Regions from separate parts of the Homo sapiens genome. Here region 1 is linked to region 2. The links are chromatin loops, found by intact Hi-C in ENCODE. Cell type or tissue: right lobe of liver. All regions are shown on one strand. Links, peaks and the distances in the headings refer to the core of each region. The heading gives the core; the rest is flanking DNA. Region 1 overlaps ATXN10 (ataxin 10). Region 2 has its middle 4.2 kb from the start of ATXN10.

Region 1 (4,401 bases), core at 278-4,277, 120 kb after region 2:
GACCTGAAAGTGCTGTTGTCATGTTTGTGTCATGCTGATGGCACGATTCCCGAGGGCACCGAGGAAATGGTCAGACTTCTTTCCTGTAGGTCAAGGCTGGTGAGAGTTTGGCACTTGAGATGTCTTCCTAGGTCTGCTGAGGCTGGCGGCCCACTACCCGCATTTGTCCCTGACTGCTTTGCAGGCCGTCCCCTGTCCTACAGCAGGCCAGGTCTGTGTCACTGGCCCTCCCTCTCCCCTTCTTAATCCTCATCACTCTTCATTTGCACACTTTGAGGTTTTCCAGCACATTTAATATTATTTCAGCCATTCTCTCTTTTCTGAAAACCAGAAATAGTTACCTGCAATTTGTGTGGTACAATTTTTAAAAAAAAATGTACATTTTTAAATTAGGCAGATCTGGGCTTTGCCACTCATTAAGCTCCATGACTGTGAACAAATTAACCCTTACAGATTTCATTTTCTTTATCTGTCATCTTGGAACATTATTTTCTACCTTGCAAAACCATTAGGAATACCAAATATTTGCATGGAAGAGATTTGTAATATAGTAGGATACTTGGCACGTTTCCTTTCCCTCGCCTATTTCCCATTTTCAAGCAGAGCTAACACAGCTTCTAAGACATATGATCTTGATTCGTAAGACATAGTCCCCTAATTGTAATCTGCACCCCGAGTGTCACATTGCACAGTCTGCCTCAGGTAACAGTGGGGCTTCCACATGTCTTGCCTTGGAGGTCTGTGCTAGGCTGTCAGGAGGTGTGGATGGCAGGCACGGGAGAAGGGACAGGAGGCTGGCTTCCTGTGGGCTCGCCTGTCGACCCCCTCCCTGTGCCCAGAGGACACACAGCTTAGAGCAGGGCCCAAATTGACCTCATGGCTATTCTTACACATTCCAGATAGTCATTCTGAGGGCTGCTGTGTGGCAGATTCCCAGCACGGGCTGGACACTTGAGCTCCCAGCAAGCCTTTATTTTTTTATTTTTTAAACACCGTGGGCAAGCTGATCAACAGTTTCCAGGGCATTATTTATTGATGGCAAGGAGCTTATCATAATACAACAAGCAATTGAGATTCTGTCCATGAGTTAAAAATTAAAGACTGAATGTGTTCATGACAGAATTCTGTTTGTTCAGGCACTGAAGTATGACATTGTAGATGATGCATTATGGGTGGGGATTGCACCCCAAGTAGCAGAGGCAGAATGCATATTTTTAAAAACTTGCTGTATGGGTTATTTTTGTTCTAAATGTAGCTGTGCGTGTTAGCACAGATGTGCCGAAACAGCTTTTCAGAGCTGCTTTGTTTTCTCTGCTGCTGCCATGGTTTACCCATCCCTTTCTGGTATTGTTGCTCTCTCAAGTCATGTCTTGTGGTACTTTCGGGAGGCTACTAAATGGAGTGGAGTTTTAAGTAATGTGCACTCAAGTACATTAGAGATAAATTCACTTCTTGATTCATATTTTCTCCTGCTTCTGCTTAAAAATGGGGATCTTTCATCTAGCTCTTTAAATACTTCACTGGCCAGCTTTTGACATTTTGCCTAATTAAACTGTCTTAAAGAAATGACAGTAATGGAAAACTAACACTGTGCTTCTACTTTTTTTCTTATGATTCAGCTAGTTTAAAGTTCTTTATAAAGAATGCAACAAAAATGCCCTAAGTAGAAGTACAAATAAAAGATGATATTAAATTCTCGCATTTTATTGAGCACTTTCTAGAAGCCAGGTATTGTGTAAGACGTTCTGTTTTCTTACCGTTTACTAGAATGACACCTTCTGTTTGCAGTAGAGCTTTTTGGCCTGTTTTTCATGAGGCCAGAATGACTCACCTAAGTTCACATGGCTGAGCAGGTGGCAGCGCCAGGCTTAACTCAGTGCTCCTGGGTCCTGTCCCTGCCTTCTTGCCATTACCTCTTGTTCTGTGGAAGTCTGAGGAAGCCGCGAGGCTGAGAGTCAGAGACAGTCCTGTGCAAAGGGGTCTGCACCGTCCTGCAGGAGGGGTATACTTGGCAGCCTCTGAGCCACGTCCTCCTGGACCAAACGTGGGAAGATATTTTGCATTCCAAATCAGTTGAAAATACCTTTCTGACATCTAGCTCTAAGGTTTCTGGTTGTTTTGGACAAAGCAGACAAATTTTGTAGCTATGCAGTGATTCAACATTCATTCACCAAATTTTTTTTTCATCTTGTAATCAGAAATATAGCTAGCTTCTTAAAAATCAGCTAATTTCATTCATTATTTAAACAAAGATTTTATCTGCTAGTTGAATAATTCATGAGAAAATTGCACTAAATTCAGATGTGAATGTTTGCTAAAGAAAAGATAGTTGCTAATTTTTCTGGAATTTGGTAGTTGAACTCAGAGAATATTTGTATTAATCACATTGTGTTTTGTACTTCCGGGTACTTTAAGAGCCTCTGCCATTACTATTCTTGAAAAGCATCTTTATTTTGTCACAAAAGCTTGGAGAATGCTACTCACTACTTTACCCTATTGAGTTTTGCCATAGAACTGTAGTATCATTCTCTCTGGATTCCTTTCTTTTTGGAGGTGTCATGGGGAGCAGGGTTAGTTTATGGGATGCAGTCTCTGACATTCTCGGCCTCACTGTGTTCCCGTGTGGCCACTGAGGCCCCGTGCAGTGGTGCAGTCCTTGTGTGCGAAGCTGGGCGCCAGTGCAGCCCGCACTTTATCACCCTTCCTGCCAGGGCATTGCTCCCTGGTCGGAAGGATTGTTGGTTCTTCCTTACTTAGGTCTCGTACCCACTCCAAGTGCAATGCTGCGGGCACATCTCAGCTGGTCAGCAAAACTTGTACTATTAAATGCCTTTATCTCATAAAATCTTAATTTATAAAATGTAGGCAGCTGGAGGAATGCTCAGCCTTCCTTTATGGCAAAGGAAAGCCCCAAAGAACATTTTTTACCTATCAAAAAAGCAACTTTAAAAATCTGCAGCATCAGTAATTAAAAGGGAAGCACGGACAGTTCTAGGGGTGGTATGAATTGGGAGAACCCTCCTGGGAGGCATTTTAACAGTATGTCTCAAAGACACTCAAAGATGGTTTTGTTTTGTTTTTGTCCAGTAATTCTTTTCGGAATTTCTCCAAAGGAAATAATCAGTGATGAGGTTAAAAAAAATTGTCTATATGGATGCTCATTGCATTGTTGGTGAAAATTTAGTCATGATGCAAATGTCCTGAAATGTTCAGTAAATTATGGTAGGTTATAGTGACTGAATAGAATATACTATTAGAAAATCACATTTTCAAATAATTTTTATTGTATGGAAAGATCTAAAATACTGTATATATAAAGATGATCTTCATTTTTTAACAAATTAAGTATAAGTATTTAATATATGTGCATTGAAAAACACAGAGAATTTTCATGGATAGGATCTGTCCCCATCTCAGGGTTGGGGCTTGGCTCCTGAAAGAAGGGTCAGACCCTAGAGTGTTCAGCTGGGCTGCAGTGAGATTTGAGGGTGACGATCCTCTAGCTGAAATGGACTCTAATTCTCATTGACTCCAAAACTGGAGTTCGGACCTTTTTCCGTCTACCGCTGTGTCTTGATCTGCCTCCTGGCCCCTTTTCCCTCAAGGCACTAGGGAGACAGGAGGGCCCAGGAAATGCCGAGTGCCCTGGCAGTTTCCTTCCCACCTTCTAGCCTCCAGTTCCCAAGCCTGGCATTTGCTTCTTTTGACCTTCGGTACTCAGTAGACTTACTGTATGGGAAGGAATGCTGTCCAGTCGTCTTGAGTTGAACGTTCTCATCAATACTTTGGTGGCTCTTCCCATATCCCAGCTTTGGACAGAATAGTCAGTTGGAATTAAAATAATTTAATTCAGTTTAGTGAGGTCTATATGTTTGTCTGTGTGTTATTCCTGTATAATTTTAACAGAACACAGTAGGACATTTGCATATTTCACAGCCCGCAGTTTGGAAATACATTTCTGAAAGAAGTTACCCTGAAAAACAATCAGCGGGCAAATAATTTGATGATCACTGTAACTTTTAAAGAAAATCTTGTGCAATTTCAGTTACTGATGATCTTTTTCCAGGAACAAAAATATTCATATCATTTACAAATTAATCTATCAGGAATGAGTGTTTACATTTGCCTACAATATTTAGTGTGGGATTACTCAAATCTTTTGGTTGAGTAATACTTGGTGCTGATCCCAAGGTTATACAAGGAGCACCAGGATTTCTCTCCTGAGACCTTTATGTCCTGAGCCCTTTGCTGTCTCCATCTACCCGCTTTAGGAGATTTCCAGTGCCCAAGATTTAAGGGCCATTTGTATGCAGATGACAGCAGAATGCCTGTTGAGCCCAGACATGTCCCTGGGGCTCCACACTAGGGGACATAACTGCTCACATTTTCAATGTATAAGAG
Region 2 (4,401 bases), core at 111-4,110:
AGTTTTTCTCATTCAGAGGATAGCTTTAAATAACTTGGCGTGACATTACCAGAAGTGAAGCTTTTTCTGTTTTATGAAGCTTCTTGTATAAGGCAGGGATTACATCTTTTCTCCATGTTTGGTAGAACCATATATAAAGTCAGCTGGTTTGAGGCTATATTTTGGTGCTTCATTTTCTGGAATGTATTTCCACCTTTGTTTGTCTAGTGCTCATACAATTATTTAAGATTCAGCTTACATGGTTTCTCTAGTTGTATTTCTTCATCTCTCCAGCTTCTTAGCTCTTTATACATCTTTTTTCTGACATGATTTATTATGCTATCTTATCAGTATATATTTCTGTTTTCCTTTAATAGACTCAGAGGTTATTCATGACTAAGGTATTATATTATTCATCTTCATAAGACTAGGTTCTAATATAGTCCATGATAGATGCTCAAATCTTCTGGTTAAATTGAAATATGAAAAATAAAATGTAAAATGGATTGGTAACAATCATAAGGAATAGCTTAATAACTTTACAAATTACATAAAAATAATTGATCCCCACAAGGCAACTATTACTAACATCAGAATCATCACCTCAAATACCGGTAGTCTATTGTCAGTCACTTATTACCAATTATATCTTGACCGTACTCACGATTTCCTACGTGTTTCCTACTGTTTCTCATTTGCCCAACTACCTAACAGCTTTTGATCTCCTTGCCCACTTCGTTCTTTCTACTTTCTCACTTTTACACCACACAGTTCGCTGTTAACACGTATTGAACTAAGCTAAATATATGACAGACTCTGAATTGACTATCATCAAATCTTCCCAACAATTTAATTAAATAGGTGCTATTACTATTCCATTTTACAAATGAAAAAAAAAAGGCTTAAAGAGATGGTTACTTGTCCAAGTTCAGGTGCTAAGAGATAAAAGAGGGATTCACATCACCCAGGTCTGTCTGACTCCAGAGCTCATGTTCTTTACCAGAAGTTGGCAAACCTTTTCTAAAAAGAACCATATAGTTAATATTTTAGGCTTTGGAGGCCATACAGTCTCTGTAGCAACAAGTCAATTCTGCCACTTTAGTGCCAAAATAGCCACAGAGAATATGTAAATGAATGACTATGACAGTTTCTAACACAATTTTATTTACGAAAATAGGTGGCGGGAAGAGTTTGGCTCATAGGTGATAGTGTGCCAATCCCTGCTCTGAACAAGTACACTACTCTGTTATTTTTTTCTCCTTTTTCTCAATCTCCAGAGTTTTCCATTCAACAGATATTGATAGCATTGCTTCTAAGCACAGGGCTGGGATGAAGATGAGAAAATCCCTGCCTTGAGGGACCTCAGATGTGGAAGAGGAGGGCATAAACACACATCTATAGCACAGGCTGACTATGGAAAGTCAGTGCCAAAAGAGAGGCACAGGCTGACCAGAGATTCTTCTGAAGAACACATGAGATCTTGTGGAGTTGGTGATATATGACAAAAGCTTTCTAGCAAGAGCATCGTAGGCAGAGATGCTAAGAAGGATGTTTCCAACAGAAAAGCCAGCAGAAGCACACATTTTTCTATCCACTTGTCACTTATCTTCTACTCAGTCTCTCTTTTTTTTTTTTTTTTTTTGAGACAGAGTCTCGCTCTGTTGTCCAGGCTGGAGTGCAGTGGTGTGATCTCAGCTCACTGCAAGCTCCGCCTCCCAGGTACACACCGTTCTCCTGCCTCAGCCTCCCGAGTAGCTGGGACTACAGGTGCCCACCACCATGCCTGGCTAATTTTTTGTATTTTTAGTAAAGACGGGTTTCACCTTGTTAGCCAGGATGGTCTCGATCTCCTGACCTCATGATCCACCCGCCCTGGCCTCCGAAAGTGCTGGGATTACAGGTGTGAGCCACCGCACCCGGCCTCATCTTCTATTCTCTTTACCAGTATTCACTTACTTCCTCTTTCTTTTCCTTGCCAAAATCATATGCACTTTGGTCCAAATCTGTTTTTGCCTTGCACCTCATCTACTTTCTTCTCTGATTTTCTTTTTTGCCTTCCTTCCTTTTCTTTTCTTTGTATTTACTTCCTTCTTGATTACTGAGTCATTGCTGATTCAATTCTTCTGCAGTGGGCTCAAGGTACAAATTTATATCACAAATTTCATTTGAAGTCGAATTCACGTACATCAACATGGTGGCATGTTCATCTGGTTTGTCTAAGTCAAACAGCTATATAACATTAACAATGTCATTTAGCCCTAGTGAAATATTAACTTGGTTCTGTCAATTCAGTCAAGGTTGAAATCCTCTAGTCGATTTTGGGCAGTCAATAACATCCACTGTTTGACCAGTTTAATTTCCTTTCGTTTCTCTTATGCGTATTTCTACTTTTTGTCTGTCCTGTTAATCTCTCTGTTTTAATCTTTTCCCTTATAATTTTTCTTCTTTTTCCATCAGCCTCCTTTTCTGTACTTTTTGGATTATTGCACTTCTTCTAGAGGCATGCTATCTCCTTTCTCCTTTCTGCAGATATATATATATATATATATATATATGTATATTTATTTATTTATTTATTTAGAGATGGAGTCTTGCTCTGTCACCCAGGCTGGAGTGTAATGGCGTGCTCTCAGCTCACTGCAACCTCTGCCTCCCAGGCTCAAGTGATTCTCCTGCCTCAGCGTCCTGAGTAGCTGGGATTACAGGTGCCTGCCACCATGCCTGGCTAATTTTTTTCTGTATTTTTAGTAGAGATGGGGGTTTCACCATGTTGGCCAGGCTGGTCTCAAACTGCTGACCTCAGGCGATCTGCCTGCCTCCGCCTCCCAAAGTGCTGGGATTACAACCGTAAGCAGGCATGAGCCACCGCGTCCGGCCTCTGCTGATATAGTTAAAAAGATTCTTTGTTCATTAATTCAACTTTTATTGAGCAATTACCACATAGTAGGTCTTTTTCTAGGTGCTGGGCTGGAGATACAAAAATAACCAAAAGAGACAAAAATCTCTACCCTTGTAGAGCTTACATTCTAGTAGTAAGTGAAATAGATAAGCAACAATAAACAAAATAGAAAAGTAAGTTATATATCAAGTATTAAGTGCTATGCGGAAAATTCCTGGGGATCAGGAATTTGGGTAGCCTGTTACAATTTTAAATAGATTGATCAGGAAGGTTGTTAAAAGATCATTTGAACAGGTAGTTGAAGGAAATAAGGAAGCAAGTCATGGAGATGTTTGTGAGGAGTTGTTCTATACAAAAACAAAAACAAAAACACCAGCATATACAAACTCCTAAGGCAGGAGAGTTCTTTTCCTGGTGGAGTTATGGGATTTAAAAAAAAAAAAGGAAAAACAAAACTTTATCTGAGGAATATGATCTCCTTTAAATGATCGGGCCTAGAGAAGCATTGGAATGAAACACCAATCATGTCTCTCCTCCTTGAGCTGAATACTTACCTCTTTTCAAAAGGAATTATTACTATTTTTTAAAGACAGGGTCTCTCTCTATTACCCAGGCTGGACTGCAGTGGTGTGGTAATAGCTCACTGAGGCCTTCAACTCCTAGGCTCAATGAATCCTCCCATTTCAGCCTCTGGAGTAGCTGGGACTATTGCCATGTACCACCATGCCTAATTTTTTAAAAATTTTTTCGTAGAGATGGGGGGTCTCACACTATGTTGTGCAGGCTGGTCTCAGACTCCTGGGCTCAAGCAATCCTCCTGCCTCAGCCACCCAAAGCACTGAGACTACAGGCATGAGCCACCATGCCTGGCCTAATTACCTCTTGAAGCCACATTCTATTTGGCCTCTAGACGAACTGATGTCAACTAGCTACACAATGGCATACAATCTATAGTTCAACATTGTACAGCCAATCATTAACCAACATTATTTCTTAAACCAATGAGAATTCATGACAAACAACCTTTTAAATCACCCTCTCTCCTGATTCGTCCTTTTTTCTTTAAAAAGTTGAGCTTCTCTTTCGTTCTCCAGAGCACTCCCCAAGGCAACTTGGATGTGTGTCCTGGACTGCAATGCTCACGTTGGCCCAAATAAACTCTTTATATTGATTTTACCTCAGCTTATTCCTTTTAAATAGACAGAGGACAATAAGGAGGTCAGTATGGCTGAAGCACAATGGAAGAGGAAGAGGCTAGTAGATGTGATTAGAGCCCACAGGGGCTGGAGGTGATGGCGAAGGAGGAGGCAGGTCATTTAGGGGCTTTTCTATTGGAAGAACTTGGCTTTTACTCTGAGTGAAATGGAAATCCCTTAGAGGGTTTTGGGCAGAGTTAAATGTTGAAATATTTTTTAAACGATCTAAAACGTAAGGAAGCAAGAGCAGAGGCCAAAAGACCAATCAGGAATATATTACAATATTCCAGGCAAGAAGTATGAATATTATAGGGAATGTTTTTCTGG

The links. Peaks named below come from ENCODE experiments on the same cell type or tissue, not always from the same donor. Only the 100,000 strongest peaks of a DNase experiment are listed, where the experiment ranks them.
Region 1: a loop joins it to region 2, with 5 times the contacts of the local background. A loop is called at or near these places in 3 of 110 quality-filtered maps.

The regions. Positions count from the first base shown.
Region 1 is chr22:45,783,815-45,788,215 of GRCh38, forward strand. The region is part of intron 9 of ATXN10 (ataxin 10); the gene reads left to right. Among named protein-coding and RNA genes, the nearest start is that of MIR4762, 25 kb to the left of the region's middle. RefSeq lists a silencer at 1,894-1,943. In right lobe of liver, for the core only: no CTCF peak of the experiment used is centred there; a DNase peak (open chromatin) is centred at 1,857; H3K27ac peaks cover 1,184 bases.
Region 2 is chr22:45,665,439-45,669,839 of GRCh38, forward strand. No RefSeq gene overlaps it. Among named protein-coding and RNA genes, the nearest start is that of ATXN10, 4.2 kb to the right of the region's middle. In right lobe of liver, for the core only: no CTCF peak of the experiment used is centred there; no DNase peak of the experiment used is centred there; H3K4me3 peaks cover 301 bases; H3K27ac peaks cover 372 bases.